Linked DNA regions of Homo sapiens: region 2 is linked to region 1. A link is an interaction called in ENCODE POLR2A ChIA-PET data of the cell type or tissue named here. Cell type or tissue: Panc1. All regions are shown on one strand. Links, peaks and the distances in the headings refer to the core of each region. The heading gives the core; the rest is flanking DNA. Region 1 has its middle 150 kb from the start of LINC01773. Region 2 holds the start of LOC124904212 (a long non-coding RNA gene).

What was found. ChIA-PET counts read pairs that join two places held together with the same protein. Peaks named below come from ENCODE experiments on the same cell type or tissue, not always from the same donor. Only the 100,000 strongest peaks of a DNase experiment are listed, where the experiment ranks them.
Region 2: POLR2A ChIA-PET joins it to region 1 with 10 read pairs; 3 of 35 experiments call an interaction of 5 or more read pairs at or near these places.

Annotation. Positions count from the first base shown.
Region 1 is chr1:87,749,698-87,765,917 of GRCh38, forward strand. No RefSeq gene overlaps it. Among named protein-coding and RNA genes, the nearest start is that of LINC01773, 150 kb to the right of the region's middle. In Panc1, for the core only: no CTCF peak of the experiment used is centred there; no DNase peak of the experiment used is centred there.
Region 2 is chr1:87,819,754-87,835,973 of GRCh38, forward strand. LOC124904212 (a long non-coding RNA gene) reads right to left here and starts at 7,161. Exons shown (of 2, transcript XR_007066209.1): 1 at 6,652-7,161. RefSeq lists a silencer at 1-190. In Panc1, for the core only: no CTCF peak of the experiment used is centred there; no DNase peak of the experiment used is centred there.

The DNA of each region.
Region 1 (16,220 bases), core at 3,276-11,275:
AACATAATCACTTGCGGAAACAACCAAAGCTATTTTTGAATTATTCAACTCTGATAACAGTAAGCTTTCTACCTGCTACTTTTCTGCATTTTCTTCTATAACAACTTCTTCCATCCTCTTATACTGCATCCGCTTTGTCCCCTTTCCTCTTACAGCTCACATGCCCTTTCTTTACATACATGTGTCATCTGCTTCTCAAGCTCCACAGTATTTCTTTTCTCCAGAAATTCTAGAGAGTATTATTTTCCCATTAGAGCAGAACACCAGGACACTGAGAACAGTTTAATATTCCAAGATTCCATAAACAGTCTGAGTGATTGCTCAGATTTAAACGGCCTCACACATAATTTTAGCAAATGGAGATGCATTAGATGGCTCCAACAGGTGTATGATTAAAAAAAGAATGTCAAATTTTTGTGGAAATTAATACTGGATTATAGGTTCTACTATTACTGTTTAGCAGCAAATGGTTCAAGTAGTATAATAATATAGCAGACTTATGGAGCCAATTAATCCATTAGAGGAAAATTCCATTTATTTAAAAAAATAAAGTGAGTTTTAGCTTAAAAAGGAACTGCAGACAACAATTCTAAGTGGAATTCATCTTTGCAAGTTACATACTGTTTTGTAGATAATTTGAAATCCAGTTATGGAAGGCAAAGTAGGGTATTGAGAAAACATAATTGCTATTTTTAATAAAATATGATTTTTGAGGTACACTAAAACTTTATGTCAATGACACTAATTATTTTGGCATCTTAATTGGCAGTCACAATTGGACAAAATGTGGAAGTGTATAAGCGCAAAAGAAGTTCCTGGCTTCATTTCCTCATCCTTACCTACTTCAGGGTTTATTTATGGCTAAATTGAAGCTGGATGTCAAATCTGGGCCCCTCAGAACAAAATCTTAATAATTAACTGGCAAAACTGAACATGATCGCTTCTGACACACCTACACTGGTAATTATTGCTTTGAGGCCATTTACTAATGAAATTAATGTATTCATTGCCCTAACAAATTAGCATAACTCATACATAATGCCCCACATTTCAAGACCTCGCTAGAAAAACAACACTTAGTACAGCAGAATGACATGGCAAGGGCATTACATGGAGACAGTGTTCACTGAATTACTACATGTTAAAAACCACAATAGCTAAGTGTTCGTTACCAGGCAAAATGTAAACACAATGTGGTTATTAAAGCCATTAATAGTGTAGTCAAGAGTGTACAATTGATGATTATCTTTGCACTTCAAATAAGCAGATATTATAATAGCAGTAACCATGGAATCTAATTAAATGTCTACTTTTAGAGCTACAAAGTATGAAAAGAATGCTCCCAAGACAGCCTCTTCTTCCCTACCACATTGATAAAGAATATTGTGCAGCTGTTGTCACTTTTCTACATTTCTTATTAAATGAACTCAATGGCACGCTCATTAAATACTGGCCCTTACCCTAGCAGCAAGAGGGTTAAAAAAAGGAGAGTAAACAGTTTTAGTTTCTACATGTTATCTTTAAAGGGGAAAAACGTGAAACTATCCTTATCTGAACTTAATGATTTAATCACCTCCTTAATGTATAAGGAGGTGATTTTGCTTTTATTCTCTATGTACTTTTCACTTTAAATGACCAAGAATAACTCTAAGTCAAGTGAGATAGTAAGAAGATAAAGCAAAAAAAGAAGACTCTAAACTACATTATATTTTCTTTGGCAAACTGTAACCTAAAGACATCTTCCCAAGCATACATGTGTAGTAAAAGGTGGTGGTGGATGTTTTTAACATCCTTGCCCTACACCTACTTTAAGAGAATTATGCCCTAAAATAACCACATGCTCAATTGTGATAGTGCTTGACACCAGTGTGCCATGCACACACACAGAAGAGTCAGCAATTGGCCGGGCACAGTGGCTCACACCTGCAATCCCAGCACTTTGGGAGGCCGAGGCAGGCGGATCACGAGGTCAGGAGATCGAGACCATCCTGGCTAACATGGTGAAACCCCGTCTCTACTAAAAATACAAAAATTAGCCAGGTGTGGTGGCGGGCACCTGTAGTCCTAGCTACTTGGGAGGCTGAGGCAGGAGAATGGTGTGAACCCGGGAGGTGGAGCTTGCAGTGAGCCAAGATTGAGCCACTGCACTCCAGCCTGGGCGACAGAGCGAGACTCCATATCAAAAAAAAAAAAAAAAAAAAAAAAAAAAAGAGTCAGCAATTACTGGAGACTTGAGGTGTGGATTTGACTTATGCTTGATAAAACATGTATTATGAAAAAAATTGCGTTTACAGCATCCTCCAATTCACAAATGTTGGCCTCTATTCAGTACCTACAAATATGTATTGCATCAAAATTCAAGGCATGACTGAGACAATTCATAGGATTGATTAAAATTGGAAGCTTAAATTTTTATGGATAGAAGTGAGCTTGGCCATCATCTAATCCAGCTCTGTCACTTTGTCAGTTGGGAAGTAAACATTTTTATTTTTTTGAGCATTTGAGCAACTTGTCTAAGGTATCATAGTAGGTTTAGTCAGTTAAAGTCTCTGGCTTTTCTGACCTTAATTCCAGAGCTCCTTTTATTACATTGCAGACAGAGTGAATGGATGAGCACTCAGAAAAGAAACTGTAGGTGTCCCTTTGCTTTGTTAATTGGAAAAATAACTGACAAGTATATCTTAAAACCAAGGACTTTTGCAGTTTCATTAAAGCCTCCTAGAAATATGTTTTAAATAAGGTTAAGCCTGAAATGCTATAAACCCTGAAATGTATGCAAGCACTTCAGCCATAAGGAATCCATGCTTTGAAATCCAGACTCCAACCCCGACTTCTGTGTCTCCCCATATCATTCTAAGGAGGCTTAAATAACTTCCTTCATCAAATACACACAGGGAGTTGATGTGACAGCAAAAGAGTTGGAAAAAGGGAAAATCCTGTTTAGTTATTTATTAACTGTGTCTATCACAATGGAAAAGATGAATTGCAATTAAATTGACTTAAATCACACACACACATACTCACATGTATGCAGTATACATCTATATTTATATTTATATGTGTGTGTGTTTGTGCAAGCAGAGACCACGCCTGAAGGTTGCTCACAATCAGATTCTTGTGAAAATCAAATCAAACAGAAATAGCATGAAGACTACGTGGTGAGAGTATTACATTTCTGTTAGATACACTACATAATTGCCATTTAGTCTACAGACTGGTTTCTATTTAATTTATACGCAAGAGGTCTTGTGCTTTTATAATTGTCACAGCTCTCTTTGATTATGGCTATGATTTACTATTGTGGGTCTATTCCTATTCCCTTCACCCTTGACCCCTCCCTCCCTCCCTCCCTCCCTCCCTTCCTTCTTTCCTTCCTTCCTTCCTTCCTTCCTTCCTTCCTTCCTTCCTCCCTCTCTTCCCTCCTCTCTTCCTTCCTCCCTTCCTTGCTTCCTTCTTTCCTCTCCTTTCTTTGAAGTTATTTTCAGAACCCTGTATATCACACTGAATATCCTATAAAAGTGGCCAGTCTGGAGACTGGTGATGGTAAAGACTTTTAGCTCATTACCCTGCACCAGTGACTTCTTTACTGCCTTATTTGGGCACACCTTGCTGAGATGGAGATGGTAAGAAGTTTGGAGATGGGCCATGTCTAACTCTGGGTTCTTTCCATTCCCTTCTGAGGCTAAAAGGGAAAAACATTAATAAGACAACATAACATATACCAACAAGCATATTTAGGTATGCATTGATGCCCATGAGTGGTAAAGGCAGCTCTGATGAGGGACTTTGCTGCATTTACAGGAGACAAGTGAGGAAGGCCTTGTGACAGATATGAAAACCCAAGTGTAACAAATGTGCTTTTTATGTATAGAATATGGACTTGCACCAAATGAAATGTTGGCTAAAGTTCAGTTCTAAGAATATTTTGATGCTCTAAGAATATTTTAGGTTCAGTCAATTTAGAAAACATGTAGATTTGATACTGGTTTTAACTTAGAGCCTATACTACTATTAATAAAAAAAAAACAACAGTAGTAATAGCTACCAGAGCATTGAGCAGTATGTGCTAGACAACATGTGCTAAGAATTTTACAGACATTATCTCATATAATCCTCAACTAAATACTATGAGGCAGGTTTTATTATTAGTATTATCCTCATTTTAACTCTCTGAGGATAAGATAATTTTAATATTAATATTAATAATAAAGATAATTATGATGCTAAGAATAAGAATAGTTCATATTTATGGATCATTTGCCTCCTATATGATAAGTCCTGTTCTACATGTTTACATTTACATTTATGTAATCTACAACAACACAATAAACTAGGATTATTATCCCCCCCGTTTAATAGAAGAGGAAACTAAAGAACAGGGAAAGTAAGTGATTAGCTAAAGGACACACATCTGGTAAGTGGTGAAGTCAAGTGAACCCTGTTAGCCTGACTCTATAGTTCCTGCTTCTAACTGTAATACTCACTACCTCAAATTACTTGCTTAGATAAACACAACAAAGCTAAGATTTGGAGGTAAGTCTGTCTGACTACTACATTCTGTTTGTTTAAACACCAAGCTCTGTTCTGCCTCAGGCCTTTGCTCTTGTTTGTTTCTCTACCCCATGTTCTGTCCCCCTGCCTGTCTCTGAGGCTGACTCCTTATCTTGCAGTCCCAGACTGATCTGGCCCTTTCTCAGTGAGGTCTTCTTGGAATGCCTAAGTATGTCACTCAGATATTCATCATCACACCAACTTTGTGACATTTATTACTATATATGTGTGTTACTATGTCTTTACTTGTTTATTGACATTTTATTGTCTGACTCCCCAGTGCTAAGCTCCATGAAGGCAAGAACTGTGACCATTTTCTTCACCAATGTACATCAGGGCATCTCTTAATCCTCTACAGAGAGTGGAGGCTCAAAAGTGCTTGCTGAGGGAAAGAATAAGTGAATAAATCTAACCTCTGCTTTACAACTACAGCTAGAATTGGTTCACTATGTGAACCAGCTGGGTGATGATGAGTATTTTAGATCATGGCAGTGTTTTAAGAAAAACAGATACTGTTTGCCTCAGGGTTAAGCAGGTTTCACTCCAGCATTGTGGTTTTATTTAAGTTCTGTTATCAAAAGCTTTATGAGAAGAAAGATGCTAAAGGATATAACTTTACACCCTACTCTTACAGGTATTTTTGTTGACTTTTTTTGTTCCAAAATGGCTGCTTTTTCTGACCATTTGGAGTTTTAAAAGTTGCATTTTGATTGGAACTTGCATTTTTCTATAAGCTAATAGCAAGGTGCTGCTTGGGCTAGAATTGCAGGGTTGACCATTTGAAGGAGGAACTATCTCTTAGAAATTCACTAAAGAAGAATTTGAACAATTTGTCATCTTTTCCTTAATTTCTATGACAATAAGATATTCTATCACTTACAAATTGTGTTCTAGTTCTCTCTTTAGAGTTCATGTGTCTGTACCACATTGAGAGAAAGTGACTTCAGCTTCCATATGGGTCTGGGTAGGTGTGAAGGTGATACCAAAAGAAAATTTATTTAATGTGGTCGTTGCTCCTTCTAGTTTGGGGCAGTGGCAGATAGAGGGAAGAAGAGGGAGATGAGACTCCTGGGGCTGAAAGTCCATCCTTAAATCACACCAGAACTAAGAGTTTTTGGATCGCATAGAGGGCACAGGAAAGAAGAAGGTAAGTAGGCTATAGGGGTAGGTTAAAAAAAGGTACCTCGCCTATTCAAACAAACAAAAAAAAAAGTGAGAGAGAGGAAGAAAGAAAGAAATCAGACAGTGATCTAGATATCTTGGCATAGGAATTAAAGACTGGGGAGCACTTTTCCCTCAGGAATGGCCCTCCCAACACTCACTACTGCTTATTAAGCACTTACTATATGCCAGCCACTACGAAATATTAGGCATAGCTTAACTCACTAAATCCTCAAGTCTAGTAGTTCTCATTACCTGCATTTTATGGATTAGTAAATTGAGGCATAAGGAGTTAAGTAACTTGCCCAGGGCACTCAACAATTAAATGCCAGATCTAGGATTCAAAATCCAGTCTGACTACAACTCAAATCCTTGCCTCCCAGGATCCTACACTCTTTCTTGGAAATTATTTCCCCACCAAATTTTAGCCAGAGTTCTTAGTTAAGAAATGTCCCCAATTTGAAAGCTAGGTAGAGGCTGGCAGAGGAAGAAGCCATTTCCCTTCAATCAAACATGGCTACCTGCAACCCAGTTGGATTTTGACAGAGAGAGGTAGAGAGAATGTGAGTTGTATGATTGTTTGTTTAAAAATGGTATATGAGGCCAGGCGCAGTGGCTCACGCCTGTAATCCCAGCACTTTGGAAGGCCGAGGTGGGCAGATCACGAGGTCAGGAGATGGAGACCATCCTGGCTAACACAGTGAAACCCTGTCTCTACTAAAAACACAAAAAAAATTGCCGGGCGTGGTGGTGGGCGCCTGTAGTCCCAGCTACTCGGGAGGCTGAGGCATGAGAATGGTGTGAACCCAGGAGGCGGAGCTTGCAGTGAGCCAAGATTGCGCCACTGCACTCCAGCCTGGGTGATAGAGCCAGACTCCGTCTCAAAAGAAAAAAGAAGAAAAAGAAAAAAAAAAAAGTATATGAAAGCGTGCTGATAGGGGAAACAAAGATTTGAAAAATAAATAAAATGTTATGTATCTGTTTATTTATTTATTTGTTTTGAGACGCAGTCTCGTTCTGTCTCCCAGGCCACAGTGCAGTAGCACCATCTTGGCTCACTGGAACCTCCGCCTCCCAGGTTCAAGCAATTACCCTGCCTCAGCCTCCTGGGTAACTGGGATTACAGGCACGTGCCACCACGTCCAGCTAGTTTTTGTATTTTTAGTAGAGATGAGGTTTTGCCATGTTGGCCAGGCTGTTCTCGAACTTCTGACCTCAGGTGATCTGCCTACCTCGGCATCCCAAAGTGTTGGGATTACAGGCATAAGCCACTATGTCCAGCCGAGAAATATAATTGTATCTGTTTCATAAAATAGCACAAAAATTGAGGGGGGGCGGAAACAGGTCATTGTCCAAACCCACAACACATACAACATCAAGAGTGAACCCTAACGTAAACTGTAGACTTTGAGTGATTATGATGTGCCACTGTGAGTTCATCAGCTGTAACAAGTGTACCAGTTTAGTGGGGGATGTTGATAATGGGGGAAACTATGCATTTGTGGGGGGAAGGGGTATATGCGAAATCTCTATACCTTTTTCTCATTTTGCTGTAAACCTAAAAGTGTTCTGAGAAAAAAAAAAGTCTTTAAAAACAAAACACAATACTCCAAATGATCCAAAAATTAAGAAGACCAGGTAAGGAGGGAGCCTAGTGAAGTTCAATAAGCCACAAGTCATTGTTGTGGCCATTTAAATCTGTGGTTCAAGTAATGATCCCGGAATATAATGTCAAAGAGTAACAGCCTAATGTAACAAAATTATCCTATAAGGTGGGTAGCAATCCTGTCCACTAGGCCTATGCTTATAAAGGGGTATGTGCAGGGTCTTATATCCATTGGAGCACACACATAGATGTGTGCACAGATCCACTGAGCTGTAATATTTGATATTTTAGAATCAGGTGATCACAATTCCAAAATATTGTGGCCAAAACTGTTGTCTAGGATACAGAATTTTTTAACACAAGTCTCTGGGATAAATAATCTCTGAGAATTCCCTGGTGGCATCTATTTTCTATGGCCTTAAATTCTGTATGTGTCTGTTTGCATGGTGAGGAAGGTTAACTAGGTGGCTCGTGATTAAGGATCAACCTTAGCTTATCGCCACTCTGCCTAATGGGTAGGCAGGATGGACTGGGGAAATTTTCCAAGCCTCACCTGAGGTTGGGGAAGAGACACCAGTGCCCTGAATTGGGTGTTTGTGGTTGCCTAGATTCAGTGAATGTTTGTAGACCTCTCAGTCTCACTTTCTTACTCACAGCAGTGAGTAAACATCTGGTTCTCCCAGGGACTCCATGGTTTTGTCAGGCCAGAGCCTGAAGGAATGCCACATTGTGAGGGTCAAGTGCTGAGAACCTAGGGACTGGAAAAAGACCCAGATTGGTGAAACTTATGAGAAACATTATTAAGAGGCAATCAATCTTCTTCTGGTGACATTCTGGCAGGAGTACAGGGCTGCTGAGTATGATCACCGGAGGGGTTAGCGCTGGGACAGCCAATGTGGGCAGTCCGCCTCCCCTTGCAACTGAAGGGTGAGCTGTCGGGAGAAGGAACTTTGGGTGACCTCAAGGAGCGACGCATGCGGCCTGCCCTAGGACACCCGTGAGAACGTTCTCTGTTATGTTTATAAACTTTACAAAGTTATGCTCACAGTTATATAACCCCTATGTGGTGCCATAGTTAATGAAGTGCTGGAAGTTAGAAAAATAATGATGATGTTGTTTTGCCCGTGCTAGGCTTTACCATATACAGGTTAAAGTCAGTGCTAATTTGCTGATGTGACACAGGATGCAATCTCTCTGGCACTAGCCACAGGTCAAGTCAATCTTCTAGTTCAGGAAACTTGGAGAAATCAAATTAATATACAACCACATTAAATTCATTTCAAAGAAGGAATGCTAATGAGTGACTGAGATTTGTGGCCTCATCCAAAAGCAGAGCAAGATCATCTCATAAAAATAGTGATCATAATAATAATTTGTTGACTCCATAGTTTATCCTTGTTTTTATTTTTTATGCATCAATCTGTGATACAAAATACCATTTTGAAAAATGCCACCACTCCATCTCTCCCTCCCCTGGCTGCTACATAACTTCCCAGTTTAGAGAGGATGCATCAGCCTCTTGGGTAGCTTTCGAATTCTTAACTTTTTAATAAAATAATAAGTAAAAATCTACAGAATAAAATGTGAGTGCTTTTCCTCTTTATATCCATCTCCTACCATACCACCACACATGCACACAATACCTAAGTATTGCCTTGCAGATGGCAGGCACTCAATAAATGTTGGTTGAGTAAATGCAACAAATCAGCACAACCATTTGTGGATAAAAGATCACTCTTTAATCTGAAGTAGAACCTGGAGGTGCAAGTCAATATTTAATTAAAGGACTAATAGTTGTGTTAAACCTAGTGAATTGTTATATCTACAAATGTCATAATGTTTCTCTCTTAAGAGATCACCGAGGGACTTTGAGGTCCAAAGAAGTACACAGGTCAGTAAAGTATTTGGAGAACCATAAAAATCTTAGTGTCGGTTGGATGAATAAAACATTGTATAAAGTAATAAATGCCTGTAGCCATTTCCTTACATTAATATATTCCATTTTATAAACACATTGGGAGGAAAACAATATAATGTGATATTCAAATATATTAAAGATAACAATATGCTCTTTTTTTAGTTTTCTCAGAGGACAAAGTATTTACTAAAATCATTTTAGGGGTTAGTTTAAATATTGAAATTACAACATTTAAAATATTTACAGTATTTATTAACATTTTTAAGAGGCAGTATTTAAGAATTTTGATTTTTTTCGTCAGGCTTCTATGTAGATACTTCAACTCTAGACAAATTCCTCAAAACAGAAAAAGTGAAATAAACCTTTTTTTTTTTTTAAATGAGACATACAAGACTGGTTACAAGATGAATAAAACTCATAAAAAGGAAATAAAACAACCAAATATCAAATTGAACAAGATAAGAATTATGATGTTATTTCACCTTTTATCATCTCAGATATGAAAATTTTAAAATCCTCCAATTTTCCTTTGAAAGAAAAATAAGCATATAAAATGTCAACAAGGCTTCTCTTAAATTTTTAACATACTCATAAAAAAGTAAACTGCAAAAAAACTTGAGAAACATTTTGCATATGATTACCATAAAGTTGTTTCACTTCCGGAAAACTCAGAATAGTACTGCACATGTTCTGTACAGCATAGCATAGGGGAGAGTGCCAAGGAAGAGAACTGCACATTTCAGAGTTCTATCAAAAATAATGTTTTGTATCATTATAATTGAGTATCTCCTTAGAGTTTCAAGCCATAAGTTTTGTGGAACCTACCACTACACCCTGAAAGAGAATTGTGGCGTTTTCCATAACATTTCATGTCCAATTTCCTCCAATGGTATGTGTCTTGCTAACTTCTCTGGTGTTTTGGGAAAGTGGGTGGCCCATTAGTTTTCCATATGTGGGTGGAGCAGTGCTCACACCAGAATAAACAGCATGACTTTATCCTGGTACAAACGCAGAGTTGATTAATTGGGAGGGAACAGAATCCAGGTTCAAATCAAATGTAGGAGGCTAGAGGCTTATCTATCTTTTTCTATCAACCTGCAATAGCCGCTATTTTATTTAGCCCACTCCTCAAAACCTCTTCAAGAAAATCTATTTCTACTTTTCTGAGTAAAATGGTGCGTGAACAGAGGCAAGACGCAAGTCTAAAAGCAAAACCAGATAAAAGCCTTTTTACCCCAGGAAACACTAAACCAACACCCTTTCCTCTCTTCAGTCCCACAAAATATCCTCATTGCTCAGATTTAAACATGTCTTTCTTACAAATATTTTGGCTGTTTTCTGCGACTTACATGTGAATGACTCAAATGGCAACCATGTATTCTGTAAATCTCATGTAATTCTCCACAGCTTTAATAAATGTTAGATATGATTAATTCACCAATTGGGAAATTCTTGTGGTTAGGAATAATTATTACAGTTATTTCATCTGTGAGCAATTATTTTACTTCTGAAAGTCCAACACAGGGTTATTTTCTTGTGCAGGAACCCAGGATTTTGCCGTAGAAGGATGACTCCTGTTTTCCTGCCACCCATTCAGGCTGTGCTGATACCCTGTTATCCACCATAAATGACTTCAGACACATCACAGTCTCTTAGAGGATGAGGAGGGCTCTATTCTGAGTGCTGCATGGAGCTAGCGAGAATAATTAAACGATTTACTCTCAGCTGTGGAAAACACCCAATTAGAAAAAGATAAGAAAATGTTAAGAAACAGTATCTTTTAGTGAAAATTAGAGGTAAAGGAAAATGTCAAAGAATATTCTTCACCAAAACAGTCAAGAGACAGAAGTGGCTGTATGTAACTATGACCAGCCCTGCTCTCTGGCTAATGATGACCTCCTGTATTCAGTGTATAAACAATGTTCACAGATACAGTACATTAGCTATACTGTACCTCCAGCCAATTACTTACTCAGAATACAATGTCTTTCACATGTGAACTTGTGGGTCATAAATCATTTGTTTCCCTTTAATTGAGCTCATCTTTGAACAAATCATGGCAAGAAGAATAGCTGTGTTTCTCACCTCGGAAGTATGACTCTCCATCTTGTTCTCTCATCCTGATCAGAATGCTATTAAAATAATTTGGTTTTAGTAGGAAAGCAACTTTAAAAATTATGTAGACCAGAAAAACATTAGTATTCCTCCTGCTTTCCCCCATGCACACAGAAGATGAAAATGACAGTTAAAAGGTGAATGAAAAGTGTATCCTGTACTATTTTAAAATCTGGTTCCCATTTGATAATTGGCATCATCTTTTCATTTATATTTGTCATTTTATGAAAACAATCTTTAGGAGTCTTCTAGTCAACAAAGCAATCCTTGAAAAGGCCCTGGACAGTGTGTTCACAGTGGCACTCAGACTTAGGATCCTCTTTGAACCTTCAGAAATATTCAAGGTTCATGATGTTGCACCATCATCCTGAAATAAGAGGCAAATTAGTGTATTCTAGGAACAAGATCTCCAAAAATAAAGACAAGGTGTACTTGAAGGAGAAATGTTCGGGAACTGACGTTTCCTTCTAACTCTACAATCTTGTAGTGAGTTGGACCTTACCGCAAATAGAAAAAGAGAGCTACCACCTGAGATGAAGATAGATACAGGGAACCTCAAGAGTGAGCTACATACAGAAGACTTAAATGAATGCAGTTCAACTGCAAACATCTGCAATAGTTGGAGGGTATGATTTTTCTTCTTGGGGGAAATATGCTTTTTTTAAATCTCAATGCAGAAGTATGAATCATCACACAATTTTTTTGAAGTGCATATAGAACCTAACATTTTTTTCATAAATTAAACATGTTAAAGAGATAAACTTTAATATTGCAAATCACTGTATATCTTGAAAAGCACCCATTTTTCTTGTGGACATCTTGAAGTCACAACTGCTTTTACAGTTTTTTGTTTGATAATCTTTGAGAACTGAACTTTACTTTATGAAAAGTATTTTTGTATGAATATTACTAATTATTTGATTAGATAGCCTCTGTGTTTAAATCGCATAATTAAAAATTTTGAACAAAATAACTCTATTTTGCCTTCTCAACATCTGCACATACATACATGCATATATGCATACATAAATACATTGTATAACACATTAAACAAATAAATTATTCTAGAATATTATAATTATTTGAGGGCCATTTAATGCACCCTAAAAGAAAAAGATCTCTCCCTCTTTTATATATTATAAATATATTTACAATATTAATTGTTTGAGTTCTCATGACTTTGAGCCCACAGTCTGCCATTAGTGTTATTCGTGTAGATGACTGGTTGCCACAGAAAACCATAAGCTCTCAGAAGTCCTCTTTATTAAAATCTCCACAGTTTTTAGACTTCAACCACAGAACAGCAATTAATAATGTGTGATAAATGAATAAATTAACGTAGATAACTTTTTTCTCCCAAGGGCTATCAGATTAATCTAAGACTTTCCTTAATGGCATTTAGTTTCTATATATCAAACTGAAGTTTTAAAAATGAATAGTAGATAAAAAAGCTGTAGCCAAAATGGAGAAGTCTGGTATAACTAAAAGCACCATTCCAAATATGAGGCAATTTTAAGCTATATCAAGACTGACTGCTAATTTATTTTTTAGTTATGTTTCTATCAAAAAATGGAATCTGGGCCGGGCATGGTGGCTCACGCCTGTAATCCCAGCACTTTGGGAGGCTGAGGCGGGTGGATGATAAGGTCAGGAGATCGAGACCATCCTGGCTAATGCGGTGAAACCCCGTCTCTACTAAAAATACAAAAAAATTAGCTGGGCATGGTGGCAGGTACCTGTAGTCCCAGCTACTCAGGAGGCTGAGGCAGGAGAATGGCATGAACCTGGGAGGCGAAGCTTGCAGTGAGCAGAGATCGCGCCACTGGACTCCAGCCTGGGCAATAGAGTGAGACTCCGTCTCAATAAAAAAATAAAAATAAAAAGTAACCTGAAGGCTAGGCTTGGTGGCTCATGCCTATAATCCCAGTACTTTGGGAGGCTGAGACAACAGGATCTCTCAAGGCCAGGAATTTAAAACCAGCCTGGGCAACATGGCAAGATGTTTTCTCTACAAAAAATATGGAAATTAGCCAGGTGTGGTGTTATGTGTCTATGGTACCAGCAACTCAGAAGGCTGAAGTGGGAGAATCACTTGATCCCCAGAGGTCAAGGCTGCAATGAGCTGTGATTGCCACTGTACTCCAGTCTGGCCGACAAAGCAAGACCTTCTCTCAAAAAAAAAAAAAAAAAAAAAAAAAAAAAAAAAAAAAAAAAAAAAGAACCTGAATGTTCCCAAGTGAGAGAATTGTTAAATGAACTAAGATGTGCTCATATAATTAAATATATCATACCAATTAAAATCTTTCTTCTGAGGAATTTTTAATGACTTGGGGAAAAGTTTATGTTATGTCTTGTGGGGGAAAAAGCAGAATGTGAAATTGAATATATAGCTCTATTGCAATTTTGTAATAAAGGAGGAGGAGAAAAAGAAGGAGAAGGGGGGAAAACACATATAATTGCAATCTCTATGTGGGAACATTTGGGGGTGAGTTTTATTCTTTATATATTTCTGCAGTTCCTAAAATGTCTGTAATAAGCATATAATAGTTTTATAATTGAAGAGTTACAAAACTATGAGTAAGAGGGTGGATCTGAATGAAAAAGAAAGCAAAAGAAGAAAAATCTACTTTTCAGTAGGGGAACTCCAAAGGAACCAAGACAGCAAATGTAGCAAATGTCAAGACCATAGCAATAAAGATGCTCCAAATGCATTGAAAAACTGAAAAACTTTTTAGCTTTTTCTCTCCCAGTTACTACCAAACATCCTCTAGTTCAAGAGGCACATTTTAGCATTCACAGGAAAACATTCTGAAATTGAACGGCCTACATTTCCTTTTCTTGTTTTCATCCAAAATCTATTAGTAAACTTTACAATAGCTTCTTGTAAGAGTTGATATTTTATAAATCTGAATTGTCAAATATAATTCTCAATTCTCTCTTTGCTCCTCTTCCTTCCTTTCTTCCTCCCTCCCCTCCCTCTCCCCTTTCCTCCCTTCTTTCCTTCCTTCCTTCTTTCTTTCTTTCCTTCCTTTGTTCTTTGAAACATGATTAAATGCCTACTGTGCACCAGTTACCATGCATGGGTCAAGTGGTATAGTGTGAATGTGACAAGTCCTATTTCTCAAAGAGCTAACAGTCCGGTGAGGAGCAGATGGTGTTAGGAAGAAAGGATGTTTTAATAAAGTGTGAGAACACTGCTATAGGGTAGATGACACAGGAAGCTGTAGAGGCATGTAGGAAGACATCAAACCCAGAGAAGGCTTCCCAGAATGACCCTGCAGCAGAGACCTGAAAGATGAATGGGAATTTGTGAGGTGAGAGGCAGCAAAGTGGAGAGTGTCCCAACAAGAGTAAAATATATATTCAGAGGCCTAGTGTGGGAGTAGACGGATGCATAGGAAGGTGGAGAGAGGGAAAGAGACAGAAACAGAGGGAAAGAAAGAGACAGCAGAGAGACAGGGAAAAAACAAAGAAAGCCAGAGAAGAGAGTGAGAAAGTTGGGAGAGGCACAAAGAGAGATGGACAGGGTGACAGAGAGAGACACAGAGAAGCAGACCGCAAGAGCAAGTCTGGGTGAACAGAAAGCAGTTCAGCCTAACCTGGGTACAGATTTTAAGCTGAAGAATGTCAAGGGCTGGGGCTGGCAAGGGAAGCAAAGACCAGAGTATGTCAATGGCTTTAGGCCTTGTGTGCTGTGTTAAGGATTTTGAGCTGAATCCTGCTGGATTGAGGTATAGGGTGAGAGTTTTAAGTATGGCGTGGTTTGGTTTCAGAAGGATCACACTGAATCCTGTGTGGAGAATGAATTACTTTTATGTCCCTAATCATCATGCACCTTTTTCAATTTGTCCTTTTTATTCAGACCCTGGGGATCCTACTTGGTCTTCCAGGCTCCCCTAATCTTCATTCTTCTAGTTAGTTAGATTTATTCACTTCTCTCAGATCTTTGCCTGTACTTGAAATGTGGCACAGCTCTATTTTGCTTGTGTCTGCCCTGGGAACAGTGTGGACTTGGCTCAGGCAGAACAGACTGCCTCTCTGTTCTACCACTTACTTACCATGTGGCATTGGACTAATTTTTAACACTCATAAAATCTCGGTTTTCTCGTCAGAATCAGTACCAATCTCATATAGTTTTTGTGAGGATTGGTTGGAGAGCTCTATATAAAATGCTTGGCCTGCGCTGGGTGCTCAGTGCTCATGACCCCTTCCTCCCGTGATTAATTCATCTCCATGGCATCCAGTGAAAGGGCTGCACAAAATAATTACCAAAGGAATGGTTGCTAAGTGAATGAAGACAATGTTTAATGGACTAAAATCTTCCAAGTCAGATATTTTTCCTTTGTTACTTTTGGACACATGTTTATCTGATTTTATTGAAATTCTTCTTAATAGTGGATGCCGTGATGCCCCTCACAGACCCTCCTTCAGGACTGCTGCTGTGAGTTGCCAGCACTGCCAGCAGACAGCCCTCAGCTACAGCCCTCTACTGCAAGTGGCTGGGCTGCCAAGATTCACTGCACCCTGGTCATGCCCATTTCCAGTCCTTGTAGAGAAGAAAGGGTGGTTCCTTCACCCAACTCTGCATACTTCCTTCCCTTCACTTCCAGAGCACTGATCGCCTGTAAACTGTGCACTTGTCCTTGTCTCAGAGGGCAATCTCTGGGAAAATATGTCTGATACCTCTGAAGTCGAATTTTCAAAATCCACCTTTTTCTTTATAAAGATGCCTTTAACATGCCTTAGAATGACATGAGTATTTATAAGTGACTGGCTATGTTTATTAAGCTTCCTGTAATGCAGGAAACATGACTATGAATGTTTCATGGTGTGCTCTTGTGAAACAGCAATTTTTCAGTGAATCCCCCT
Region 2 (16,220 bases), core at 3,451-11,450, 70 kb after region 1:
AGATCTCATGAGAACTCACTATCATGAGAACAGTATGGGGGGAACCGTCCCCATGATCCAATCACCTCCCACCAGCTCTCTCCCTAGACACATGGGCATTACAATTCAAGATGAGATTTGAGTGGGGACACAGCCAAACCATATCACCTTGTGAAATGTAAGAAGAAGTATTATTTCCAAAGCTGCTGTGTCATCTCTGGCTAAGCCAAGAGCCTTTGTACTAACCTACGAATTCTACCAATAACAGGACTGCTAGGTGTGATAGCAAGCAACATTAATTAGGTAACCTAATTCTTGAAAAAGTTTAATAATTTGAAAGAGAATTTTAAGTTAGAGAGAATAGGATCCCAGGAGTATTTCATTCCTCCTATTTCCACCTAACCCTGTAACCCCTTGCTAGTCAAACCTCAACTAGCCATTAGCCTGAATTGGGGGAACTGTTTGAAAAATCTTACAGGGTACAAAAGGTGCCTCGTCTTACTGAACAGTTAAAGGAAACAGGACTCTTGCAACGATAATGTTAGAAAATTATATCTAGTTTAATTTTTCTCCTACATCCCGGTTTCATTTATGAGACTGTTCAGTTCTCTGAGGCTGTAGCTGAAAATCAGGAAAGCCTTTCTGCCAAAGAAGAAAAGTTTCCATTTGACAGAAATACTGTTCAGAGTGATTGATTTAAAAGTGCTGAACTCATATTCAGAGTCTAAAATCCAGGAACTGCCAGCTGGGTTGGGATTCAAAATTACAAGGCTGGAGTGAGTTTCTGAGTTGGGACGCATTAAGCAGTGGGGGCAATTGCTTTTCTCACCTGTCTCACAAGGGAGGGAGAAAGGGAAACATTAAAAAATTAAGAAAAGAGATCTTTGGACTGTTGAGTTACTGCATCTTGCTCTGCTAGAGGCAGAACCACCGTCTGCATTTAGCAGGGAAACTTTGGTGAGGAATTTTGATAACCATGAATTGTTTGAAAGGGTAGTTGGAGAAGACAAAGTAAATAATAGAGGAGGAAAACCGTATAGACCACTCACTTGACTAAGGCTGGACATACTAAATATGTAGGTGTCTGAGAGCATAATGGACCTATTTAAAACAAGCAAAGCATTTCCGGGGTGTAACTAAAAGGAGTTGGTCTGCTGGAAAAAATAGCTTTTGAATATTCTGCAAGAAACAGTAAGCACGAACAATGGTGCTAGGAGATTAGGACATGTAATGTTAACTTACTCTTTTAATTTGTGTACTGTGGTTTTTAACAGATGGATTTATCAGTGGTTTGTTTCTTCTTCTTTTTTTTCCTAACGCATGCCGAGCTGTTTCCTTGCATGCCATCTTAAATAAAAATATTTTTAAAGGGGACACAATGTTAAGGGAGACGTATAAATAAGGCAAGTGCTAATTACAGTGTCTAAAAAGAATGTCTTTATCCTGTAAATCGCAGCACAACTGCTTACACAGAGAATGAGAGAGCTCCATTCTGGAGCTGCACTTTCTATCAAGTCATGGCGTATAAATCTGGGCAATAAATGATCAGGAGGTACTGTACTGTGTAACTTGTACAATGTTCATAAAAGAAATTAATGAACAAATAAATATTCTCTGATGGATGAGCTGGCAAAAATATATCTTGCAAAAATGTCTTCCTCTTTAGTTGGAGAGAATGGCACGGAAGTGACATCGCTTTGAACAGCGCGCCTCGCTTCACAGAGATTAATGCTTGAAAAGTAATCTTAGTGCCTGATCAGAGAGCCTTGACATAGACCATAACCCTGTGGCTGTCAGTGGGGGATCTGCCTGGGGTGAGGATGCAGGATCAAGCTATTCTCTCACCTTCTGGTCACAAAGCCACCAACCTACATGAAATTCTCAGAGACCTAAGTATTGATTTGTATCCACAGAAAGAAGTTTGTGGGTCTTCACTGTGAATAGAAGTAACCCTACAAGCTCAAAAATCTGTAAAGGCAGAAGACTTTTGTTAAAGAAGTGCTCAAAGAATGACAATGCCGGTTTATGTCCTGTGAGTTTTGATTACACAGTGCAGAAGCAATTCTGATCTGGTTTCATTGAGATAGATATGTAGGGTGCACCATCAGAAACACCACTCGTGGGATGTCCATTTCTTAGGCAGGCATATACAAATGCTCTATGGCCTGTGTCAGCCAGTCTAAATTCTGTGGTGTGGTCTTTAACATTTCAATTAATATGACTATGCTTCCCATTCATAAATACATCCCACCATTTCAAAACAGAAGTATTTTTACTTTGTTCTTACCTTCCACATAATCTCTGGCTTCAACCATCCTTCTTATTCTCCTGTCCCAAGCATTGCACATATTGCTTCTTCCTTGGCCCTACACGTACCTTCCTCTCCAAGGATATATTCCCAGCCCATCCTGCAAGGCACACATTAGGCCCCCGTTTCTCAGGGTACTACCCCATGGTGATTTCTCCATTCTTTAAACTTTTGGTTTTAGAACTTGATAGCACACTGAATAAATTTTCTTGTAATTGTTTCACTTCTCTTCATATTATCTTCCAAAGTAGGCCTAAGCCTTTTGAGGTCAGAGTCAGTATTATACAAGGCAAGGTTACGTGTCATGTGAATATTTAAAGTAGGCAATTTGATATAGTGCAAGTTAAAATATTAATAGCTCTTCACTTTATGCACAAAATTTGAAATAATCATTTAAAATTAATTTATAATTTTAAAATGTCATCAAGAACCTCTAATTTCAAAGTTTTATGCTTTAGTCTTACAGTAGTATCTCTTTAGCTGATAAGCAGAAATCTTTTTTTTGTCAAGATCATGTGAACCACACATCTGTTTACCTGCAATAAAATGTTTGCAAATCATTTTGGTAACTATTTTGAAGTTATTTTAATTGTAATATAATTATACTTTTAAAATTATAATGTATTAAAAGGGGATTCATGTATCAGCATTAATACTTCAGCTCCAAAGAAATGTGCCCCAAATAAATAACTTTGAATTGGAAGTTAGATTTGATACGAAGATACTAAGAAAGCCAAATAGTCACCATGATATGCTGTGAATCATTTAAGACAAAGTCCTCTGTGAAATTCTAGAGACAGCATGGTGAACAAAAAAAGCAACATTAAAATAAACACATTTTAAAATTCTCAAAAACTGTAAAATAATCCAGCCAAAAATGATTTAAAATTGGAAAAAAAAATAAACCCACCTGGTGTTGTGGCTATAAGATCAATACCCCCAATCTGCCCAAGGCGATAATGGCCATAGATGTATGAATGAATTCTGGCATGCCATCCCCTGCTTTGTATTTATTACATTAATTATGTAAATTTGGAATTCTGGAGAAACACACACACCTTTCTTTTGCTATGTTGTTTTCTATAGCATAAGGTTGTCACATAGAATATAGGATAAGTTTAAATTAAATTTAGAATTTCAGATAATTTCAGTTAAATTTGAATTTCAGATAAACAACAAAGAAATTGTTGGTATAAGTTTTCCCCAAATATTGCATGAGACCTACTTGTAATGAAAAATTGTTCACTGTTTATCTGAAATCCAACTTTAACTGGGCATCCTCTATTCTAGAACTAGTTGGATGATTTGTAGTAATTAAAACCCAACGAGTATGTACGTGCTCATGTGCTTATGCACGTGCACACGTGTGTGTGTGTGTGTGTGTGTAAAACCTAGTTTGGAAGATTTTTAATTCTAAGTTATCTGGCATAAGCTTCTACCTAAGACCAGAGTCCAGTTTATAACAGCTCTTTTAGATTATCTCTGATTTAACACAGTGATGGAATTTACTCCACTAAAAGACAGCTATAATGATTACAATTTTAAAACAAAATTATCTCCCAATCTTCCTGCCCTCTCCACAATAGAATATAAGTGTACTCACTATTTCAGAGGATATCTTTATCATATGTAAAGATAGGTGTGATATTTCATCCTCTGTCTAACCCCTGTTCCTGTCTCCCCACTGTTTTATTTTCTTTAGGCTGAGAAAGTTACTATTTTCTTAAACGATCCCTCATAATAATTTAGTTTCCAGAGCCTTTACTAGTTCTAGTAATAATTGACATTGCATAGCCTTTGAAGTGCACTGTTGCATAAGAATGTCTGCTGTCTGTCTGTCTCTCTCTGTCTCCTCCACCACCACTGAGCTGGGCACATAGTAAATGCACAATATTTTCTCTAGGCCCTTCGTGATTCTTCAAGCTAAAATTATCCTATCCTTCCTCTGTTGTCCAAATGCTCTCTCTTGTTATTCACATAGTCAACAAATATTTATTGGGCACCTACTGTCAGCCAGGCGCTGTTCTAGGCTTGGGAGACCAGTAATGACTGGTAAAAAAAAAAAAAAAAAAAAATAGACAAGGCACTGCCTTCATTGAGTTTATGTTCATGTGGCAGAAGAAAAGAAATAACCTAAAATTATATAATTTATCTGGCAGTAATAACTAATCTGAAGACAAATAAAGCAGGATAAAGGGGATGAGGGCCATGTTGATAAAGCTGCCTTTGAGCAGACACCTGAGGAAGAGAGAATGTGAACCACACAGATATCTAGTAGGCAAAGAACCACAGAGGCACCAGCCTGAGCAGCACGTTTGGTGAGTTCCACGAATGGCAAAAAAGCCAGCGTGCCAAGAATGGAGAGAGCAGGGGGTGTAGGGAGGAAGTGATAGGAGAAGAAAGATGTAGCCTGAGCTACATTCAGGTTATTTCTGAGCGACTATTGCCTGAAATGCAAAACAATCCATTCCTGTAGGGCCAGGACTATGTCCTGGGCAATGTGGGCATATTGTTTGTATGCAAATCTGGTTAGGGCATTTATTCTCCGTGGACTATAGCTTTGATGTGGCAAGTCAGAAGGGCTGAGGAGTTGCCCTTCTTTCCCTCCTTGCTCCACTGAAATTTCCTCCTAAAGATGAAAACTTGAACTATTAGAGTGGGCTGCTTATATCTAAGGGAGATGTCGTTTGGCTGAAGCTACATCAGCAGGTGCATCTGCTGGCTGAAACAGCCAAAGGAATTCTTGCTTTAATGACACTGGTAATCTTTTTTTCTTAGCAGCACCCAAAATTCTGCGTAACACATAGTAAATTGGAAATAAATGTTTGTTAAAAGGAGTTGTTGAGCCACTCAATCCACATTTTTTTCACCTCCATTCATTAGGTTGATGCTATTCGGTAACTTCAAAAGTCTCATCAATTCACTAAGGATGGAAGTTTCCTAACTCATCCTCTTTTACATGATGCATTTGTTTACCATCTTTTTCCCAAATGTGACATTTTCCAAAGATTCTTTTAAAATTTTAATTCAAATTGCATCAACTGGCTATCATGAGTGACCACTAGAAAAATGACAATGGTAATTTCTTTAACCCAGTTCCTTTCTTACTTCAGATGATGCCGCTGTTAATAGATAACTCCACACTGTGTTCATTTGTTGTAGTATTTTCTGCTCATTACCAACAGGCACATACTGACCACAGAAATAATAACATTTTGTCTCCATCTGGTATTTATGTTATGCATGCTTGTAAAATTCAAAGTCCTAAATGCGTGAAGCAAGATGAGTCTCCTTGAGCCATTGGTGATCTTTCCTTCTCTCTCGGGAACCCCCATCTTCTTTCCCGTAAGTTCTAGTGTCCTCACCTTTGAGCTGGCAGGCTTTTAGAATACCCTAGGACTTTCCTCTGTTGCCCCTCTACCCTTGTCCAAAGAAGCTTCTTTCCATTTCCCTCTTCTATAGGACTTTTTCTTCTGTGTATATTGTGGTTGCTCAATAAATAATGGTTGACTGACTAGTTTGTATCTGTTACACTGCCTCACTTTCTTTTTCCTCAAGCACCACTTCCTACAGACACCTACTTGATAAAATGCCTCTATAAAGCTATCATCATGAATACATTTGCTCATATTTGGCAAATATGCTTAAAGTTACAGACAAAGGGATGAAGTGGGTTAGGGTGATGAGAGAGTAACCAGAAAGCCCTCCATTGAGTTAAACCAAAGAAAGTCCCATTTAAACTTAAATACACATTGTGAGCCATAAAATCAGTACTTCCAAAGGTTCTTGGTCTATCCCATATGACAGATGATCAGCAGGTACATTTTAAGAGGCGCCACGTCCACAATCCACAAAGATTTCTCTTTCAGAAACACTAGTTAAAAAGCCAAAAAACAAAAACCCCACCACATTCATCTCCTTGCTAAGCTTAGAAAAACAGGCAAAATGATGTCGGGTTTCTTCTTGCCATGACCTGTCCTCTTTCTTTTTTAACCCAGTTATAATCCTTTTTTTTTTTTTTTTTGAGACGGAGTCTCGCTCTGTCGTCCAGGCCGGAGTGCAGTGGAGCAATCTCGGCTCACTGCAAGCTCCACCTCCCGGGTTCACGCCATTCTCCTGCCTCGGCCTCCCGAGTAGCTGGGACTACAGTAGTCGCCCGCCATCGCTCCCGGATAATGTTTTTTATATTTTTTTTTAGTAGAGACAGGGCTTCACCGTGTTAGCCACGATGGTCTGATCTCCTGACCTCGTGATCCGCCCGCCTTGGCCTTCCAAAGTGCTGGGACTACAGGCGTGAGCCACTGCCCCCAGCCCCAGTTACAATCTCACTCCTACCCCGAATCAACATCAAGATGAACAGTTACCTTCAAGTGCAAATGGAGAGGACCAGGAAGGGATTTGGGGGACTCATAACTGTTGCCCAGTGGCCAGTCATTTCATTTCTGGAAACATGGTCTTCACATGTATTTATTCTTCTGCCCCACATGGATGTTCCCAAAAACCATTCTGTGTCTCTCCTCCTTTCTGTGTTTTCCCTAAATTCTACTATGGCAGTCTGGGCACACATCCAACATCAGTGAACGAAAACCTCTTCATGCAGTCCAGGTTCAGCATTGCATACCAGCAGTTAAATGCTGTCTTCCCCGTCACACATCCAAACAAGAGCATATACAATATCAATAAGCTGTTCCTTTAATCTTCCCAGCACTATCGAGGTGTTTATATTTGTATGGGACATTTAAGCAATTCTAGCCAATGGGCTTTTGCGTTAGGGTAGGCCCCAGGCAGGGAGCAGCCTCAATTGGAAACAGGAACTGAAAGTGTTCTTGGTAAAACTCTCCCTCTGCCCAAATCGAGCTGTCTAACTCAATGCCTGACCTTCTTTAAACAGGTCACCTCAGAATTATGGAGCAGTTTGATAAGCTGGACTATACTAATTTATTGGCCATTAAAAAAAGAGGAAATTTTATTATGAATTACTCTGCTTTCTTGAAAACTTTTTTTATAATTAAAAACATCTGGGAGGCATTTTAATATATCATAAACAAGAGGAAATCCAAAGCACGTGACTTCTAAGAAAATGATGCAAATAGAATTCCTTGCCAAAATTTACTGTAATCTGTTTTGCTTTTTTTTTTCCGGGGTGGGAGTATAGAGGCGGAGGATTCAAGAAAGGAGGGCAAGTGAGAATAGCATTGAGCATTCTGCAGAGAAAACAGTTATTTCAAATTTACTCTACTGATAGTTTTTGCCAGTGTTAGAAGGCATTACACATTGGCAGAGCCTCTGAAATATATTTGGTTTGTTTTTAACAATTAGTCATTTTACTGGTCATTTTTTTTCTGAAATGGACAAATAAATAAACACAAACTGCATTAGGAGGTTGTAGTAAGATGTAGAATCAGAAAGGATACATCTTTCAGGGTGAACTTAGGTAAAGAACAGATTATTTGCTTAGTGTTTTACTCTTTCTATACCCATTTTTTATTGGTATAATGGCATAATAAGGTTACATGCATTTCTAATAGGTATCACCTGAAATTGATGCTGCTACATATAATACTTCAGATATTTCCCAATTTGTCTTTCATAAGAAAGGAAATAGGCTAGCTTAAAATATAAATGATATGTTTGAGGACTTTCTTCTTTAGTTTAAACATGGAGCTATATGAAAAATAAGCATCAAGCTCAAGAATTGCATTGTTTTAAAACTGTGTATAACACACCCTGCAACACCCACACGCTCACCCTTCCATAAAACAGACTTAGCAATAACAATGTGGCTAATGCTTACCTTATTTGGCTTCCAAATATTGGATATACACTTAATAATTCCATGAAAATAACAACATTGTTTGGTGTAGAGTATATTTTAAGTATACAAATAGTTTATAAAAACTCACTGCAGTACTCTAAATCTGTAATTATACAAAGTATGTGAAACAATAAGTGCCATTTTAAAAGACACAGGAACTTCTTATTTTCCTGAATAAATTCCAGATTTGGTTTTGAGGGAAAAGCACGGAACCTGAAGGAACATCACAATGTGTTCAAATCATGACCTTGCACTTTATAGCAGTGACTTCTTTGAGTTTCATGTTCCTCATCTCTAAGATGCAAATAATAGTACCTATATTTTCTAAGAATTAAATGAGATAATATATACAAAGGACCTGGTAAAGTTTCTGGAACATAATGGAGTATTGAGTGATAGCTGCTATTATTATTATTATTATTATTATTGATACTGTTGGTATTAATATTATTGTCCAAATATTCTCATAAACGACCAGCTTGTGGCAAGACATTTTGGTTTTTGTTCTCATTTTATTTTGGGGGGTTGCTATTCTGTCTTGCCTCTTTCTGTTCAAGAGGTTGATCATTTGATTGAATGATAGACTCATCCCTTCTTCATATTTTGCCATGTGGATGTGGGCTCTGACCGACATGCAGACACATTAGAAGAGTTAGATGTCCTAACATTCAAGAATGTTTTTGTCTATGTAGGGGAGCAATTAACTCTAAAACATCTATTCACTTAATACTGACATTGTGAGTGATGCTGAAGACAAGAAATGAGTGAGACAACTTTCCTGCTAGGCTAGAGGAGTTCGAGGAGTATTTGTCTCTCTGAGCATAGGTAGAAGTATAAACAACTGGCTAACTCAAAAGGAGGTCATTTATGTTGACTGTGAGGTTTGCGGGGTAGGTCAGCGGCCAAGGTATACTTGAATGCAATGTGGAATACTGAAATTAAATTCATAAAGGTCAGCTAGGGTCCTATTTACAAATATCTGTAAAGAAAAAATATTTATAGAAAAATGTTATGAATTAATTAAGGCAATGAAGGATCATGAGGGAAAATGTAACAACTTTACATTTTCCAAATCATTAGAGCCAGCTATGGTTTTATATTCCAACTGTATAATTGTCTGAAGTGAAGCATTGAGCAAGTTATATAACCTTTCTTAGCTTTGATTTCCTCACCTGAATAAAGTAAATAATCATATGTATTTAGGGTGTTAAGAATTTGGCAGGTGGTAGCATTCAATAATAATGTCTGTTGTTGGTCATTATTATTATCATCATTAAGAAGGCCTAAGGACTTATTGAATTTACAAATCATTTTTCTGCAATTAAAATATAATTCATATCATTTATAGATTTATACATTCCTTCTACATTGTTATGAAATTTAGCTGGTGTGTGGTCATTAGCCATGGAGATAAATTTCTGCAGTATTTTTAAAAATATTTATTATTATATGTGTTGAAAGTTTTAATTATTTACTAATTTCCAAGAAGTTTATTAAAATATATAAAGTTTAGCACTTTCAAAGACAACATTCAGTATTCTACAAACTTTATGTTAAACTAATGTTAAAAAAAAAGCATCGTTTAACACCGATATCTGAAGTATATGATAATGATTATATTTACCACTCTTCTGACTCCTCTTTCGTTAATAGGAACACAAAACAACCAGCCTGAAGAATAATTACTCAACTACAGATTAGTGAGCAAAAGCAAAACTTTTAGTACCAAGGAAATTACAAGGCTAATTTGCATTGACTGGTTTAAACAACAGTCTGCCAACCACACTAATCTTAGAAAATATTACACATAGAAATGAAAGGAATAAAGGTAAAATAATGTTTTTTTTAACATTCATATTTTAGAATCATATATCTCGAAATAGATTATCAGATGTGTTAATGGGCCTATTTCATTTTAACACAATACCAAAAAAAGTTTGTGGAAGCTGCACTTTAAAAGGCTTTTGTGAGCCCAAATCCAATAATTATTAGCTACACAAGAGGAAGAGAGCACATTAAAGCCTAACATGAGAGAGGTATATTTAGTAGACCCAGGGATTTCATCATAAGTATTGCGGTGAGGAATGTAGTGTAACAAAAATTAAAGCAATCAACTGCAGACAAAATACTAATATTTAATAAAAATATGCTGCTTTGAGAGAAGCAAAGTAATATATACTAGTAGATATAAAGGAAATATTAATAGTTAGTTCACCAATTCTGTTTAAGCCCTGATGTGTTATCTACAACCTTCATGGGATTCAGAAATGCCTTTTTCTCATTTTGCATTTTGTCCTATGGTGATATTCTTTAAATTACAGTATCTGTCCTATGGTTTACCAATGGTATTGTCAACCAGTCTGTGTACATACATTTTGAAGAGATTCTTAGTTTTTGCTAGTGGAGCTATTTCCAGATCAGAGAGTAAAACGACAAAGAAATCTCTCAGACCAATGTTTAAAAACAAACAAAAATAGGAAAACAAACAAACAAACAAACAAACACATCGACAACCAAAACTCTCTAGAATTAGAACAAAGTAAGTCTATTTAGAACAAAGTGAATATATTCAACGGTCACTAGCTGTAACCTTATGTACTTAAGGACTTAAGGATGTCAGCCATCATTTAACAGATAAACAAGGATAAAACAAATTTAAGGAAGTTACTCAAACTGCCCATGTTAAAGTATTACTGCTCTAAGAGGTCATCAGTAAATTTTAAAACAGTGCCCAATTACTCTTTCTCTGTGTTCAGTTGCTGATGCTATCTGCCAAGATATAGTCAAAGTCTGTAAATGTAAATAAATAAACCAATAAAACCCTTGGGGAAAAAGTTATTAACCTACAACACAGTGATCTTGTAACTTGGAAAAATAAACTTTTGAAAATACAGAAGTCTCCCCTTATCCACGGTTTCACTTCCTATGGTTTCAGTTACCCTTGGTCAACCATGGTCTGAAAATAGGTGAGTACAATACAATATGATATCTTGAATAGTCACATTCACAGTCACATAAATTTTGTTACAATATATTGTTATAATTGTGCTATTTTATTTGTGTTATTGTTGTTAATCTCTTACTGTACCTAATTTATAAATTAAACTTTATCCTAGGTATGTACGTATAGGAAAAAGCATAGTATATATAAAGTTTAGTACTATCTGCAATTTCAGGCATCTACTGGGGGTCTTGGAATGTGTCCCCCATGGATAAGGGGTGACTACTATAAACTTGCAAAATAATAGTAGGAACAGTGTTCATCTTTCTATCTATGGTGTTGATAAAAACACAGCCAGTGTGGTTCATTGATTTAATGAAATAATGTTGAGCCAAGCAGGGTGTTGGGGTTTTTTTGGAGAATAAGACAGACGTGGGCTCTGTACTCATAGAGTTTATAGTCTAAATCTCCCTTCATATCTTCCCTTTAATAGCCAGGGAAACAATCATCCAGCCATATAAACTCTGCCTGGAATGTAAAGAGCAAGAGCATGCACCATCGGAAATAATGTTGCAGAGGTGGGAAATCTGAAGATTCAGAGATAAACCTAATCTTAGCAGTAGTCCTCAATTTCTCAATGAGTAATATTACAAATCAGAGAAAATGTCTAATTTCTTCCTTCGTTATAACGTGAAAATATGAGACGGTACTAGGTAATTTTGAAAGGAAATATGCTGTATAAATCTCGGGTGTTCTCCATATCAAATGAGTCAACACGTTTTCATTGCACGACCATTAGACACAAGAAGAAATTCATCATGCCCTAGCCCATTTATTTTAAATGGAATATAGCATATTCACTGGAAATCTTAATAAAAGGCAGAGAATAATAAATCCTACTATGAAAGTAAAACACTCTAGGATGGGTCCTCAGAAGATGAAAAAAGATATTTTGACAGAAGAAGTTGGCTTTGGGCTGAAATTTGACATAGAGGTAAGATTTAGTGTGTGGAAGTGACAAAGCAGGGACATCCAGGAAAAAAAAAAATAGACACAGGATCAAAAAGGCCTCTATTTAGTCAGTTGAAAAGTTTCATCCTCCAAATTTTGCAAAGTACTATTTATGATTCAGGTACAAGCTAGGAGCTCAGGATTCTGAGGTCTGTGACAGGAATACTGAGAGACAGGCTACAGTGGGATTGGGAGCCAGATTATGGGTGATCTTTACTGAAAATTAATGACTCTTAACCTTGGTCAGCAAGGAGAATCACTGAAAACTTTTGATTATAGTCTGAGCTGGTCCTTAAGAAGATTAATTTACCAGCATTTGCCCAGTGGATTAGTGATAAAGAAAGCACTGGAGAGCAATCTGGTAAGAATTAGTCCAGGAGTAATGGAGGTGGTAAGGTTTGGACTGATCTAAAAATTAAAGGATTTGACATTGAATGGATTTAGGACATGAGGGAAAAAAAATTACTTCCAAAGTTTCAGACTCAGGGTGACTGGGAGGGTGGTATGACAGTATTCAGCAGTGTGCTAGAAACATGTTCAAAAATCAGCCTTTAGAAAAGAAAAGAAACCCCTGATTTGTAGCATTTGCCATTATCTGTGGTGTAAATACTCCCCACATGGCTGACTTCAGGGCTGGGGAGACATGCAAACCATAAGCCCTCAGAAACTGGTGTGAGCCAGCTCCAGCACAACACTCCTAGAAGCATTCTCAGGACGTGAAGAGGAGGAGATCTGAGAAGGATGTCAGGGACTTCAGCTTTGAATTTAAAGTTAAAATTAAAGTGATTGGTGGGAGCTCCTAAATGGCATTATTCGGCAAACAGTCAGAAATTCTGGATTGTAGTCCAGTGGAGAAGTCAGTTGGAGACAGAAAGGTATGTGTGTGTGTGTGTGTGTGTGTGTGTGTGTGTGTGTGTGTGTGTGTGTGTGTATTTATGTTTAGGGGTTGTCTGCATAGAAATAATACTCAAAGTGCATACAATTACTTACAGAGAGAATGCAAAGAGAGAAACACTGGCGATAATTACAGAATCTTAGAAAATAGCTGTATTTAGAAAGCAAGAGGAGGCAGAAAAAGAATAGTCTGGAGGGATAGGAGGCAAATCAGAAGAGTCCTACATTTTATCAACCAAGGAAAAAAACATTTTAAGAGGATGTGGTTAAAGTGTCAAGGATGGTTGTGAGGTCAAGGAGAATTAAATTGAAATAATCATTGAGTGTGTCTTTTTAAGCCACTGGAACTCTGAAGGAAGCAGTTTCAGTAGAGTTGTGGATTGAGAGAGAGTTTTAGCGATGTATACATATTCTCATTTTTCCAGTAAACTTGGCAGTGAAAGGAATAAGAAAAGATGAAAGAATAGCATCTCTTTTTTTGAGTTATTATTATTTCAATGGAAATGTAGCTGCAATATTAGAAGAAAAACAAACCCTTGTAAGCCTCACTAGTAGCAAGAATGGCTTTATTCCAAAGTCAGAAATGTGCGGCCCCATCAGGGCTGACCCTTGGGCTGCCTGTTACGAGCTATGAGCCTCGCTTGGTCAGACCACTGGGGAGAAGAAAGACTCATGGACAGCTGTGACCAAGCAAACAGAAGCAGTGGAATGAGCCAATATCAGTCACTGAAGAGGAAGAATATGACGAAGCATTTGCTTTATGAAAAATACGGGGGTGGGGGGAAAAAGGAAGGCAATGCCAAGAACAAATATCTGAAAATACATTTTTCTAGAATGACTTGTGGTCTTCATTCAATTTAAAGCTTTACATAAGAGAGTTGTCCTCTGAACCTACAATGCTTATTTCCCAAGTCATTCCCCATGTTGTTTTCTTCTTGCCTGGAACAGTCTTCCCTGACACATATTATTTTCAAGTTCCTCAGATAACCTACACCTTTTTACCTGTACAAGAAATAATATAGAACAATAAATATCTATCAAGTAACTATTTCAAGCAATGCACACATGTGGACACATTTCTTAGTCTTCCATTCTATTATGACTATTTAATGTATGCATTTTGTTACTTACATTTGAAGAGCTATGACCTTGTTTATTCCTGTTATAAACCTCTCTTCCCTATATGGTACACAGAATTAGAGGCTAGTTTAAAAAGTATTAACTGATGCTTGTTGAATTGGATTGAAATAAAAACAAATGAACAGATTTTTATTGAAATCTTAAGGATAATAATACATGGAAGCTATTGTGTAACTGAAGATAAACTGTAGAATATCTTTTAAAACACTTTGTTTTAAAAAGTAGCTTCTCAAGAAAAGGAATGGTTCTTCTAATAAATGAATTTGGAAATAACTGAAAGATAAAAGTAATTTATCAGTATCAGCAGTTTCGACTATAACAAGTATAAGATTTTTTGAAATAAATTAGTTGACTCCCCCCTTATTCAGCCAGAGGCATCCATTATCTCAGGCAGGATTTACATTATTAAAGCAGGAACACAAAGAGGAAAAAAGTCATTGTTCAAGAAAGTCTTTTTTTTTCTTTTTAAATCAGTGTTTAGTAAGACAAAAGTCTTGTGAATCAGGATTTGTGGCAACAGAAAGAAGTCTTCTGGCTGGGTGTGGTGGCTTACGCCTTAGGGAGGCCAAGGCAGGGGGATAACTTGAGGTCAGGAGTTTGAGACCAGCCTGGCTAACGTGGCAAAATCCCATTTCTACTGAAAATACAAAAAAAAAAAAAATTGCCAGGGGTGCAAGAGCACGCTTGTAATCCAAGCTACTTGGGAGGCTGAGACAAGAGGATCAGTTGAACCTGGGAGGCAGAGGTTGCAGTGAGCCGAGATAGTGCCACTGCACTGCACTCCAGCCTGGGGGGCAGAGTGAAGACTCCATCAAAAAAAAAAAAAAAAAAAGGAAAGAAAAAAAGAAAGAAGATTTCTAAATTCAAAGAACTTCTTACATATCCAGATTAAGCCTTCGAGGTATGAAAATATGCTTTTAGTGTAAAGAAGAAAAAGAACTTGATGTAGGGAAAGATCAACTTTGCCCAAAAGAAAACAGAAGGTATGGTACTGATAGCAGTGCTGAGAGAATTCAAGGGAAATGAAGCAAGAATTCAAATGGAGTGTCCTGGCTTTCCCATCAGGAAAAGGCAAAAGGGAAGAAAAGTGGGGTCTGAAACTTAGATAGGTTTGAAAAATTCTCAGTACTTGATTTTTCCGGGGGGTTGCTCAGAAAAATTACAGACCTCTGAAAAGAAATACCTCAGGCCAGCATGATGATAACCACGCCATATCACCTAGGGTGTTTTTAGAAATTTCTGGCCTGTCATTAATCGGAGAGCACGTGAGAAGTCTTCGCAGAGTGACTCACATCGGCCTTAGGGCAACCTTTAAGAAGGAGAAAGGGCAGCATGACATGCTCAGGCAGAGAAAGTGGCAGTGTGGAAGAGATCTACAAGTTCTGTTATGGATCCAGGAGGCATGGGAAGGCAGAATTGAGACACAATCGACCTTCAACGGGACCACTGTGGTGAGGCTAGGAGCAGATGAAAGGAAGCTGACCAGAGATTATGCACAATGAAGAACTGAGTAGGCCAGTGAAACTTGAGCTAGACATTTCCTTGAAGTTCACCAGACGTAAATTTCAGCCACAGCACAATGCCTATCCCTCTCCACTACTCCCTGGCAAAAAGCATTATCAGCAACAATTTGGTGGCCATTAGTGTCAGATGCCTAGTGACTGGAGGAGACCAGACTGCTTTTGTCAGATCATAGACCAGCAAAGATGTGAAGGACAGCTTGAAACACTTCTTCCTCTTGGCAAGCAGGACACAAAAGCTTTTCCATGGATCCAGGTACCATCTTGAATAATGGAAAGGGAGGAGATCACTAAGAAGAAGCTAGACTATAAATTAGCTGAATATTTATCCAAAATACTTTGTTTTAAATGCCCAAGTCTGGGATTTCTTACCAAGTTTAAGTTTGTACTCCCCAATACCCAAATGGGATAGTGGGATTTGAAAGTTTAGACTAGTCATAAAAAATAAGTGGCAGCAATTCTTTTGCACATTTTGAATCATAGTCTATACATTTTGATATAAAAACTAACAGAAGAGTAAAAAATAATTGGAAAATATTGTTTAGTAGATATCATTTTTTACTTCCCATAATGGTTTTTGTCATTTTACATCTTTCCATGAAAAGTGGAGAA